Regions from separate parts of the Mus musculus genome. Here region 1 is linked to region 2. The links are chromatin contacts, found by Hi-C in ENCODE. All regions are on one chromosome and are shown on one strand. Each heading gives the region's core, a stretch centred on a gene start or an enhancer-like site at or near the end of the contact. The rest is flanking DNA. Distances are from core to core; before and after follow the strand shown. Region 1 holds the start of Spaca6 (sperm acrosome associated 6). Region 2 holds the start of Chd1 (chromodomain helicase DNA binding protein 1).

Region 1 (5,899 bases), core at 2,911-5,410, 2.1 Mb before region 2:
ATAGAGGTGAAGGCTTGTGAGCCCCTCCCCCACAGTGCTGGAATGTCGACAGACTTGATCTTGTGCAGGCAACCACAGCTGCTTTATGTACAGCAGAACATGTCCAGGACACACCACTTTGTCTAGTCCTCCTAGAACTCTGGCCCTTAAAAATATTTCCACCCTCTCTTCTCAATGGTCCCTGAACTCTTGAATACTGCATCCTCAGAACACAAAAAAGAAAACAGGGAAATATATGTTGAGTGAATTCTAGAGTCCAGCAAGAACTAGGTCAACAGAAGTGGCCTTAGACCCAAATGCATCACCTGTCTGATAAAAATCAGACAGGAATATTTTTTCCCCCCAGTTTTTTGAGACAGAGTTTCTCTGCATAGCCCTGGCTGTCCTGGAACACTGTATAACAGTCTGGCTTTGAACTTGGAAATTGGCTGGTCTCTGTGGGTCAAGTCCTGGGATTAAAAGTGTGCACCATGGCTGTGCACACCCAGCTTATTTCTTTTTCTGCATATGAGCTGGTTGCCAATATATGACTTTGGGACATCATATAAAAGCTTGCTATCTCTTTTTTAAAATGGGAAGGAGGCTGAAGAGATAGCTCTGAAGTTAAACCAATGAACTGCTCTTGCACAGGATCCTACTTTGTTTCCCAGTACTCGTGTCAGGAGATTCATAACCATCTGTTAACTCCAACTTCAGGGCATCTGAAGTTCATCTTCTGGCCTTCAAAGGCTTTGGTACACACATCCACCAACCCTCCTCCCCACCCCAACACACACACAATTTGAAAATGTACAAAACTATAAAACATGGGCTACAGTGCCATAAAGCAGTAGTTAGCAGGTCAGTGACCACCATTCCCTTTAAAAAGAGCACTTCCAAGTGCCCCTCCTTCCTTATGCAAACCACCATTCATTTCTACCCCTTCACATTTTAATATTCGAAGCCTTAATTCTAACTACCAGAATACCACCAGTTCATGAGCTGGAGCTCTCCAGAGACCAGCCTTCTGGTAGACATGGATATGACAGTGTATACCCCCCAACCCTATTCATACGTGACATCCTAATCCCCATTACATTATGGAAGAGAAAGCCACTGTACTTGGAGACAGCATTATTAGAGAGGTTAAAATGAGGTCCTGTCCTTTGGGGGGACCCTAGACAAGTATGAAAGTTCATCTTTTTTGTCAAGTTCATAGGATTTAGAATCATTATGGAAACCAACCTCTGGACCTGTGGAGGAGTGGGTAGGCGCACCCTGTATACGGGTGGTACCATATCATGGACTGGAGTTCCAGAGTGAATCAAATGGAGAAAGCTGAACACCATCATTCATCTCTCCCTGCTTCCTGTGTGTGCAGACACCTCACACTCCTGCCATGTCTTCTTGACCTGATGGACTATACCCTCAAACAGTGATCAAGAATAAACCTTTGTTCCATTAAGCTGATTACCAGGTATTCTGTCAGAGCATGGAAGGTAAAACCAAACTACATGTGTCTATGAAACTGTTAAGAGGGAGTTAGAAGTATTAACTAAAGCATGGTACATTATGGCTCATCTACAAGGAGAAGTACCAGAGTCAAGAAGCTGGATCTAAATGAAGCATCTGGGGCCAATGCTTAACCACAGGAGCATGATCTAGAGACAGTTGTACTCCACAGGAGCATGATCTAGAGACAGTTGTACTCCACAGGAGCATGATCTAGAGACAGTTGTACTCCACAAGAGCATGATCTAGAGACAGTTGTACTCCACAAGAGCATGATCTAGAGACAGTAGTACTCCACAGGAGCATGATCTAGAGACAGTTGTACTCCTCTTCACTATGGCCTCAGATCTGCATCAGACCCCCTCCTCTCTAACCAGAACCTTCACCTGCCCCCAAATCTGTCTCACATTAGAAAGAGCTCTCCTACTCCCAAAAGCTACCCTTGGTCTATTTTTCCAAGTTTTCAATATGGAGACATGTCCAGTCAACAACAGTATCCATATCCCAGCATTCTACATTCCTTCCATCTCTCAGGTTCCTCTGATTTTTCTTTGGACACACAGAAAATTCTGGATAGTCCTGGACACTCCTGAATAAATGGTCCCTTTCTTTGTTTGGGGGGGCCTCTGATATAAAACTTAGTGGGAACAAAATGAACCATTGTAGTTGAGGAAAAAAAAAAAAAAAAAAAAAGCCTTGAACTCCCAGATTGTGGGAATGGCCAATTTATCCTTTAATTGAATAAACAAACAAAAAGGAATTCTCACATAGCTATAATACTCCTATCTAATATACTTAAGAGACTGTGTGCCCAGCAGTTGGGAGCATCTGGTGTGATTAGTGTTAATCACATCTTTTTGAAATTCATGTCCTCAGATCCTTATGTCTGCTCCATACAGCTACATGTGTATGGTGTTCTCTAATGTCCCAGGAAGAGTCTGGCCCTGACTATGTCTATGTCTTCCCCTGAATGGCTAGCTCCACTCTTCCTATCTTCACTAGCCATGAGCAATGTGTGTGTGTGTGTGTGTGTGTGTGTGTGTGTGTGTGTGTGTGTTTTGTTTGAAGGGATCATATCTTCTATAACACCTATCTCAAAAAAGAACCATTCCTTCCCAATGAGCTCCGACCTCTCTGGGAGATAAAGAGAATGTCTCACCCTAGGAGATGAGAATGTCCCACCTTCAGAGATGACAAGAATGACTCAATCTGAGAGCCTAAGAAATTTACTATCTTACAGGTGAGTAGTTGGAACCCAGGTTGAGAGGCAGGAACACATCCAGGCTTCAGAGTCCTGACAGTGAGAATCCCAGATAGGTCACATGTACTTGACCCCACAAAAGCTTCAGACTCCCTGTGACTTATTTACTTCCCTCAGTTCCTTGCCATCTTTGACTCCCCTCATCTCTGGAGTTTCCTCAACAAATAACCTAACTCAGACAGGTTCCCAGGGTCACTTCCTCAAGATGACTTTCCCCACCACTTATGCCCATAAAACACTCACCCCGTCGTCTAGCAGCCTTCTCCTGAAGAGAAACTGTCATCTGTGTAAATTCATCATGCAGGTAGCTCCTCTCATCATAGTCTGAAGGTAGATGAGACACCATGGCACAAACCTGGTTCCATGGTGTTCTCTATGTCCCACTCATGGCTGAATATCTCCAAGCCCTGTGATCATCCCAGATTCTATAGCCCCAGTCTATTGTTCTATGTGCCCCACCTAGAGCTCTCTCTCTCTCTCTCTCTCTCTCTCTCTGTGTGTGTGTGTGTGTGTGTGTGTGTGTGTGTGTGTGTTTCCCTAACCCTAACCTAAACCTTCAATCTTGGTATCTCTCCATCCATCTAATCTCTCTCTCTCTAGGCCTGTTACCTGGTACCCTGGATCTGCTTCCTCATCTACATCTTTACTCCAACCCCATTGGTCTCTGTCCCACCTATCTCTAGATCACTGTCTCTCTATTCTTCCTGAAACTACTCTCTGTATCTATACCTATGTCCCTCACTTTGGGACTCTGTTCCTGTCTTATCTCTATGTACCTTACTCTCTGTGTGTCTCTCATCTCTCTGGATTGATTCCTAGCTCTCTGTCCCTCTCTCCAGGTCTCTAATCTCCCCACTCATCTGTGTTCCCAATCCATATCCTCTCTCTGAGCAATGCTTCTACTTTTCCATCTCTTTCCCTTACTGTCTTTAGACTCTCTCTGAGGCACTGTTTTGTCTGTCTCCACCCCACTCTGGACCTGTTTCCTTCCATTGTTTCCACCTGTCTCTCTTCTCTGTGTCTATGTCATGATCCTGTACTTGGCTTTTCTTCTTGGAGTAGCTCAAGGAATCTCCTTCCCCTCCCCAGGGCCCTGGTTCAGGAAGGAGGGGCTCCTCACTGATTTTCATGTCTTTGAGATCTTCAAAAGCCCCTTCAAGCTCATTTCTGCACAGGTTTATCTTGGTTTCCTCTCTGCCCACAAACAGCTGGCAGACACGGAGGCGTTCCTCATAGGTAGTGAAGCAGAAGAGACAGGCCCACGTGGATGCCCTGAAGATCAGCAGGAACAACAGGACAATGCTCCCTACTAAGGAAATAAGACCCATAACAGAGGGTCTCCGGGTCTGAGGAGAAGATAGTGACCTTTGTGAGGTCATTGTGGGGGAGGGGGAGCCTGTGATCAGAGATTGAGTTTCAAATGATGGTCAAGCATCAGGCTCCAGCTAGAGGAAGGTTGCCAGGGGTCACCTGAAATCCCTAAATTTGTGGCTGGGCCAGGCGCCAGGCTCCCAAGAACCTCACCTGTGACCCTGGACGTCCTCACAGGTTAAAGGGTCTCAGGGACCCAGAGGCCGGCAGTGTAGCTATGGTGGACCAGAAAAACCCTTTTCCCCAGAGGTGGGAACGGGGAAGCGAGACAGAAACAGATACCCTAAGCCCCAGAAGATAGAAAGGAACCAGGAGATGCCTCAAAAAGCTCAGAAACCCAGTGTCACAGAGATACATTCACAGCACTAGAGAAACAGAAGCTTCTAGAACCCTAGAGACATTGGCATAAGAGACAGAGACAGAAAATTCGAAAATCTCAAGATGGCATAGAGACTGCAAAGAAAAGGGATAGGATAGAATGTGAACAGAGAAGACACCCCAGCTCCTATCAAGAACTCTTGGGCAATGGTGTGGACCTGGGGTCCCCGCCGGCCCCTTCCAGTGCAGGGCGCAGCCTGGGGAAAGCTAGGAGGCCGTATAGTGATCTCCTCGGGTGTCTTCCTCAACTATACAACCTCCTACCTCAGCCCGGGGGGCGCGGCAGGTGGGCAGATTGACAGATGGATTGATGGGAGACCAGAAGTAGGGAGGGTGGGGAGGGCCGGGGAGGTCCCAGCCGCGATGGTGAGCCCCCGACACGGACCCACAGACACGAGCTTGTGTGCGGCGAAGGCCCCGCAAGGTCGGTTCTACGGGTGGGTGCCAGGACCCAGGAGTCCGGGCCCCCGGCCCCCTCCTCCCCAAGGAACCCAGGAATTCAGTCCCAGCCCCAAAATCTAAGCCCCAGCCCCCCTCTTTCAAGGCCAGAGATCCAGACCTCAGCCCTCCTCCCTCAGTCCCAAAGCTTCCTCCCTTAGACTAAGGGGTAGTGGTCACAGCCCTCCCTCCCACAGATCCAGGGAAGCAGACCCTGCCGCCTTGCACTCAATTCTCCTCAGTCCAGACCCAGGGACTCAGTCCCTAACCCTCACAGTTCTCCTCCACCCCATAGCCCTCCCCGGCAGACTCAGGGTCCAACCAGGCACATCCCTTAGAGAAGACAATCTGGTTAGAGACCTGACTTCTGCACTGCAGAAAGGATGTATCCCCGTTTGTCTTGGCAATCTGAGCCCCTTCTGTAACCCCTAAAGGTTTCATATCCCAGGCCTGAGTTAAAGGCCTTCTGAGTATCAGAAGTCCTCATGGGTCTCATGGAATAATCCTATCTTTTCCAAAACCATTCTCAACCTTTGGGGTGATAGCTATGGTCAAGGAATAATGACACCAACCAGGACCCTGTCTCCTCAACACCTCCCAACTCAGAAATGAGGTCGCTCCCAGCACACAGGAGCCCCCAGAGGGGAAGCCACTAGACCAAAGTCAGTTGTCGGCAGGTGGGAGGAGCCCTAGGACCTGCACCCACCCTGAGGCTCTGAGCACAGAACTGGTCTTCTGGGGCTCCCAGGTTCCATGTCCGTCTTCTTGTTTCTTTCTCTCCACCCATTTTTTCTTACCTTGCTCTTTTCTTATTCTCCCTTTCTTTCTCTGTTTGTATCATCCCTGATGAGGTTTTCCTCTTCGCCCATATCTGAATGCCTGCTCCTCCCGCTGTCTCTGTTCTAGCTGACCCTCTTTACATTCACCTCTCTTCCTCACCTCCTATCTTCTATATCTACT
Region 2 (6,577 bases), core at 1,656-4,155:
GAGAATTTTTGTGGAGAGCGGTGAGTGCTTTACCACAGATCCTAAGGCTGTCTTACACATAAAATGGCCCAACATTTTATTTCCATAAACTTTATTTCTAAGAAACAATATGGTTCAAGTAAGAACTCTAAAACACCAATATAAAAATAACAATCGAAAAAAACAAAAACAAACAAACAAACAAAAAAACATAAACTGAATTCACGTCAATTTTATCTAAAGTTTTCTACAGTGGTAGAAATAGTTCCCAATAGTGCTGTCCAACATAGTGGACATGTGTCATATGTCATTTACATACTATTTGAAATGTCAGGTGTAACTTAGAGAATTTTGAATGTTTTGTAATCTAAACTGTTGCATGTGGCTAGTAGCTAACTGAACAACATAGGTGTAGGACATAAAACTCCAAAAAAAGAGGAGTGCAGAAATTCTTACTGCATTTATTTGGACAGTTCATTAATGGCCAAATCAATTTTAATGTCTCTTTACTGTTTCAGCTTCAATTACTTCAAAATATAAACCCTCCAATAGATTTAAATAGATCAAAGCCTTCTATAGTCCCTGCTATCTTGCTATCTTTACACACACACACACACACACACACACACATAATATGCAATGTTAACAAAACTGCTATTAGAGTCATTTTAACTTTTGCCAAGCTAAGACAATTTGATAAAAACACTCAGTTTCAGGTCTCAGGTAACCAGCTGGTTTAAAGAACTTGCTTACCTTGATTCTCCGCTGCCATTTCTAACACTTTCTTCATCACTGTGTCCATTCATTGTAAATATCAAGAAGTTTTAAATAAAACAAAAATCCCCTCAGATTAATAAAAGATGAGTATGAATGCAGATTTCCTCGAATATCAAAATTTCAAAGATGAATTTTCTTCAACATTCACGGGTTTCCTGGGGCTCTCTCTGTGTCACCTGCGGGAAATAGATTAGCAGTTAAGAATATGTGCTGTAGGAAAAGATGTAAGCCCGACTTAGAACTCCCAGAAATGGACCTAGGCCATCAGACTAGAGGTGGCTCGAAGGCCCAGACGCCTTTCACGTACAAGAACTAGGCATCTATTAAGTGCATTCTTGCTTGCTAGGACTTAGCCTGCCACTGCTAGTGCTGTTTTGACAGAAGAGCAACAAACTTTCCAGACTAATTACTACTGTGTAGCACTATTTATATAGATTCCTAAAACAAAGTAACATATACATACTCCCAAAGAGGAGAAAATGCTACTCGGTAACTTCGACAAACAAACGACGAGAGGGTAAGGGTTATGTTTACTGAAGCACTAACTCCTATTACTAAGAACTTCATATCCAGCTAAGGAAAGTTTTTAAATGTTCATTCGGAAAAGAGAGTAATAAAAGGTTATCATGATCTTAGCAAAACTACAAACGTCAAAACAGACAGTTTTTACCAGGTAAACCAATGGTAGAGTGGAAAAAAAAATTATATACCCAGTAAGGTACTTAAGACGCCTTGAAAAAAAACATAAAAAGGCAATACAAAGAATACACACTGTATCTTATTTTCAAGGCAAACGACGGGGACGGGGGTGGGGAGCAAGACAATATTTCCACCTCTCAAGATTTCCGCCAGAGCACTAGAGTCACCTACAAGCCAACCACGAATAAACAAAGGAGATCTCTGGCAGGGGAGGGAGAGGAAGAAGCGGGGGAAGGAGACGTCAGATCCTTCCCCAGCCAGAAAGTACCACCAAGACACACTCGGGACGCAACAGAGTTGTCCTCCGACTCCAGCAGAGACTTAACTGATTATTTCCACTCCAAAGAACAGAGGGGCCAAACAGGCTGCTGCCACCTCCGCCCGGGGGGCCGACTCTGCACCTGGATCAGGATTTCCAACCTGCAGAGCTCAGTCTCCATACCTCTGGGAGAACAGGTCACCTAAGATCCACAGCACTCAACAGTAATTCCTAACGTTAACTATTAATTCCAGCCCCGGTGAAACCGGCCGAAGTCCTCCACCTCCTCTCCGCAAAGTCTGCGCTGAGAAAGTTCACTCGCCTAGGCGCTTTCCCTTTCACCTTCCTCTCGCCCCTCAAGATGGCTTTCCCCGTCCGCTGGACTTCCTTTCCAGCCTCGCCTCCTTTCTCCGTCCGGCCCTAAGTTCTCCTCCGAGCGCCCGGACTCCGGACGCTCCCGCGTCTCAACAATAAGAGCCCCCGAAGTGGCCAGGGCTCCCTCTGCAGCCTCCTTCCCCGCCTGGCAGTTGCCGGGCTCCCGGCTAAGTTTGCCGGGCGGCGCCGCGCGGGGCCGCTGCACCTTCTCCCCGCAGCCGGGCGCCGCGGCCTCCTTCCCGCCTCCCGCTCCCGCAGCCCCGCCGCGCGCCCTCCCGGGCTCGCCCGGCCACCGCCCCCTCCCCCCCACCCGCCCCGCGCTCCCACGTGCTGGTCCCCTCCGCGCGCCGGGCAGCGCCGCCAGGCCGCTGAGGATGCGCCGGGCCGCTCTCCCACGCCCCCGGCGCCGCGCCGGGCCTCGCGGGCCTCGCCCGCTCCCGGCCTCCCCGGCCTCGCCGACCCGTCCTTACCGGCGGGCACAGGGCGAAGGGTGGCGCGGGCCGGCGCCTCGGGCGGAGGATGCCCCGCGCGGGGGCCCGCGATCCTGGATGCCCAGGCCGCGGGACCCGCGCCGCGGACGGCAGAGGGGGAGGGGAGGCAGCGGGCGGAGACGCGCGGAGCTGGGGAGCGGGTCCGACGATCAGTTCATCTCCGGGCGCCCGGGCCGAGCGGGAAGTACCGAGGGCGCCTCCTCCGTCCGCGCTCCCGCCCCGCCGCTTATCGGCCGCCGGCAGCCGCCATGACGCCAAGACCGCGATCGAGCGCAACCGTCTCCGCCGCGCGGCGCCGCCGAGGTCGCTGTCGCCTCCGCCTCCCGAGCGACGTCACCGCCTCGGTTCACTCCCCTTCCCGGCGCGCGGCGGCGGCGCGCACGCCCGGCCTTTCCGCCGACGCGCGGGGGCGGGGCGGGGCGGGGCGGGGCGCCGAGGTGGTGCACGCCCCTCGGGGAAAGCCACCGAGTCCAGCCCAGGCTCGGCCTTCGCACTCGTAACCGGCGCTACCCCTGGCGTTCGTGGGGCTCCCGGGGATGGGCGCTCTGGTCACGGCACGGATGCGCAGGGATCCAGAGCGGGGGCCCAGGACTGCCTGCGGTGGGGGCCGGCCGCGCGCGCCGGGTGTCCGGAGTCCGGTCGGAGCTGCTGCGTCACCCGGGCAGCTAGAGAACTATTGGGCAACCTAGTCGCCTCCCGCTGCGATCTTTGCCTGGGCGACCAGCGACTAAGTCTCCTCCCGGGCGGGGCTTTAGTGAAAGAGAGAAAATAGAGTTCGAGCTGCTGACCTCCCAGGACGCTCCTTGATTCGTGTGTGGGTGGCCCATGCCTGGTTCATAAAAGAACTTTTACAACTGTGCCTGCCTAGATCGCTCCCTGGAATGCGGGTGGAAGGGTGCCGTGCGGAATCGGAACTGGAGGGGCGTTGGTAACTGGATCTAAGGTGCTGCAGCTTAGTTGACAGTTACTGTCATTACTGTATCCGCAGGCCTCAGTATGTCGAAGCAGAATCTCTTCAAGCGTGGTGATGTAGCAATCTATGTACGGTTTTCAATTTTGTTTTTATTATGCTTTTTGGTTTTGAAAGAGCGTTTTATTATGTAGCCCAGGGTGGCCTCAGGGTGATCCTTCGAAGTTTAGGCATTACAGGCAGGCGTGTGCCATCACCACAAGGCTGACTGTTTTTGCAAGGATTTGGAACTTTGTTTGCTTACTTGTTTTTAAATCAAAATTCTTTCTGATTTCATTACCTGGCCTGCAAATAAAAGATTCTTTAAAGACAGTATACAAAGCCAGGCTGGTCTTCCACTTCTCCATCTCCCTGCCTCAGCCTCCGGAGTGGTAGTAAAGGAATTGCTGGTGTACCCACCTTGTGGGTCTAACTTTTTAAAGTTTTCAACTTACTTTTTGAAGTTGCATTTTCTGTAGAGACCTCTCCTTCGAAGTCAAATGAGTTTGGCTGCCATAATATCTCCAAATGATTCTTAAGCTATTTGGGAAATTTCTAATGAAAATTTAAACTTTGCCCGGCGGTGGTGGCGCACACCTTTGATCCAAGCACTTGGGAGGCAGAGGCAGGCTGATTTCTGAGTTCGAGGCCAGCCTGGTCTACAAAGTGAGTTCCAGTACAGCCAGGGCTACACAGAGAAACCCTGTCTCGAAAAACCTAAAAAAGAAAGAAAGAAAGAAAGAAAGAAAGAAAGAAAGAAAGAAAGAAAGAAAGAAAGAAAGAGAAAGGAAAGGAAAGGAAAGGAAAAAAAGAAAAGAAAAGAAAAGAAAAGAAAAGAAAAGAAAGGAAGAAAATTTAAACTTGGAGCTTTATGTTTTGAATAAGATCATAATATACTTCAGTACTCTGTAAACTCTTAGAAACACTGGAGGAAGAAAGACTGGAGAATATAGAGAAATACAATGTATAAAAAATTGCAACAATCTTGCATGTTCAAGTCTTTTTTTTTTTTTTTCCTTTTCCATTTGAGACAAGGTTTCTCAGCATAGGTTTGTGGGTTATTTGTTTGTTTCTCTAGACAGAGTTTCCAGGGTCCTGGTGTTCCCTGTCCTGTTCAAGTCTTAAAAGTAACGAAAAAAAAATACTTGTCAGCTGAGTGACTAAACTCTGTTTCAATTTTTCAAATTAAGTTTTGTTTCTTGTTAGTGTTTGTGGGTGTGCCACAGCCCACGTGAGGCAGTGAAACCAGCTTGCAGGGCTTGATTCTCCCCTGCCACCATGTAAATCCAAGTGCTGGAACTCAGATCTTAAGACTTGGCTGGTATCTTTCCTCACTGAATCGTTCCTCTGGCTCATTCACATCTCTTCTTAGTATATCAAACAACAGCCTAGGGGTGATTATAAACATGTAAATAGCAGAAAATCTAGAAAGTTAGCATCAACTATGAGGGAATTTCATTTTGCTGCTGTACAATTTCCATCTGGAACACTTCACAGACCTTTGGGAGAGTATGACATTTACAGAATCTAACACATTACTTTGTGAATCCTTAACTCTTGAAACATTCTACTAGCAGTGACTGCCAGTGGATGTCTGTGATGGCCAATCTTCGTCGTCAGCTTGATAGGATTGAGAAATATATAGGAGATGTGTAAAATGAACAACTGGATGTGTCAGTGAGGTCCTTTCCAGAGAAAATGAAAGGATTAGGCCTCCAGCTCCTCCTTGCCTGGCTTCAGATTTTGATTGATGCTATGGAAGTGTGGAAGGTAGAGCCTCGGTGGAAGAAGAAGTGAATCACTTGGGGCCGTGCTTTGGAAGAGTAATCTCAGCTCTGGCCCCAAAACAATTAGCCAAAATAAATCTTTTTCCTATAAGTTGATTTTCTTGGAGACCTGATCATAGTGATATGAAAACAAACACCACCACCACCACCACCCCCACCCACACACACACACACGTGGTATTCTTAAACTGATATACTGAGAAACACTTCCAGAATGGTAAAATATGTTCCAGATAGAAAATGGTAGCTCTTTCTCCTTTAATTTTGTGAATCCCAGTATAGGGATAAATATATTCTTTCTCCTACTTAATATTTATATAGAGACAGTCTGACTTAAGATTGCTCCTGTTAGTCTTTTTTTTATTTTATAGCCATAAGGCATTGACATATATTCTGTAGGAACAACTTTTTCTGGGGTAAAGAAATGCCCTATAAGACACAGTGCTGAGCCTGGTGTGGTGGCACACGCCTTTAATCCCAGCACTCGGGAGGCAGAGGCAGGCGGATTTCTGAGTTCGAGGCCAGCCTGGTCTACAGAGTGAGTTCCAGGACAGCCAGGGCTACACAGAGAAACCCTGTCTCGAAAACAAACAAACAAACAAAAAAACAAAACAAAACAAACAACAACAACAACAACAACAAAAAGACACAGTGCTTACCCATAAATCCCCAGTCAAACGTGAACATAGGGTAGACAAAACAAACTCAAGTACCCAGTGTTACTGAGTTATTGTACTCTGTATGACTCATGTGTTATATGCACTTTGGCTTAGGTTAGGGTATCTTCAGTTTTAGCCTGTGACATCAACCCCAGTGCCTTGCCAAACTGGAGGAGATTTCCAAATATCATGTGTAAATTTACAAAGTTCTTTGATAGGTAGGCTTGTGAAATTTTAAGTCATAGTAAATGTGACGCATTTTCTACTTTGCTAATCATAATTTTGTAACAGTCGCTGTTCCAGTGTTAGGCAAAACATTCTCCCAGGACAGAAGTCTGGCTCTGTGCACCACCTCTCCCACCATGCGTGATTTCCAACGTATGCAGTGTTTGGAAGGATTTCCTAGTTCCTTCTGATATCCATCTCACAATTCCCATATTCAGACATCTTGAATATCATATTTGGGAATTTTGACTGATGAAATTAGTTTCTTGTGTGTGTTTTTTTACATTGACTGTGTGTGTATACATACATGTGCAGGTACATGCTATAATTCACATGTATGTGGAGGTCAGAGAACAACTTGAAGGAGTCCCTTTCAT

What was found. Hi-C counts contacts between places; a loop is a spot of excess contacts on that map.
Region 1: a loop to region 2 is called in a map of heart, with 4 times the contacts of the local background. The contact joins the promoter of Spaca6 here to the promoter of Chd1 in region 2. A Hi-C loop is called at or near these places in 2 of 37 maps with a recorded cell type or tissue (T-helper 17 cell and heart).

The regions. Positions count from the first base shown.
Region 1 is chr17:17,829,236-17,835,134 of GRCm38, reverse strand. It overlaps Spaca6 (sperm acrosome associated 6), which reads right to left and starts at 4,160. Exons shown (of 9, transcript NM_001162909.1): 1 at 3,873-4,160; 2 at 2,996-3,076. The coding sequence starts at 4,131. Mir99b (microRNA 99b) reads right to left here and starts at 4,947; the gene lies at 4,878-4,947. It overlaps Mirlet7e (microRNA let7e), which reads right to left and starts at 4,783; the gene lies at 4,691-4,783. Mir125a (microRNA 125a) reads right to left here and starts at 4,323; the gene lies at 4,256-4,323. It also overlaps a transcript of Has1 not described here.
Region 2 is chr17:15,701,295-15,707,871 of GRCm38, reverse strand. Chd1 (chromodomain helicase DNA binding protein 1) reads right to left here and starts at 2,905. Exons shown (of 36, transcript NM_007690.3): 1 at 2,560-2,905; 2 at 733-932. The coding sequence starts at 785. 5830433I10Rik (a long non-coding RNA gene) reads left to right here and starts at 2,495. Exons shown (of 2, transcript XR_001782213.2): 1 at 2,495-3,558; 2 at 5,104-6,577.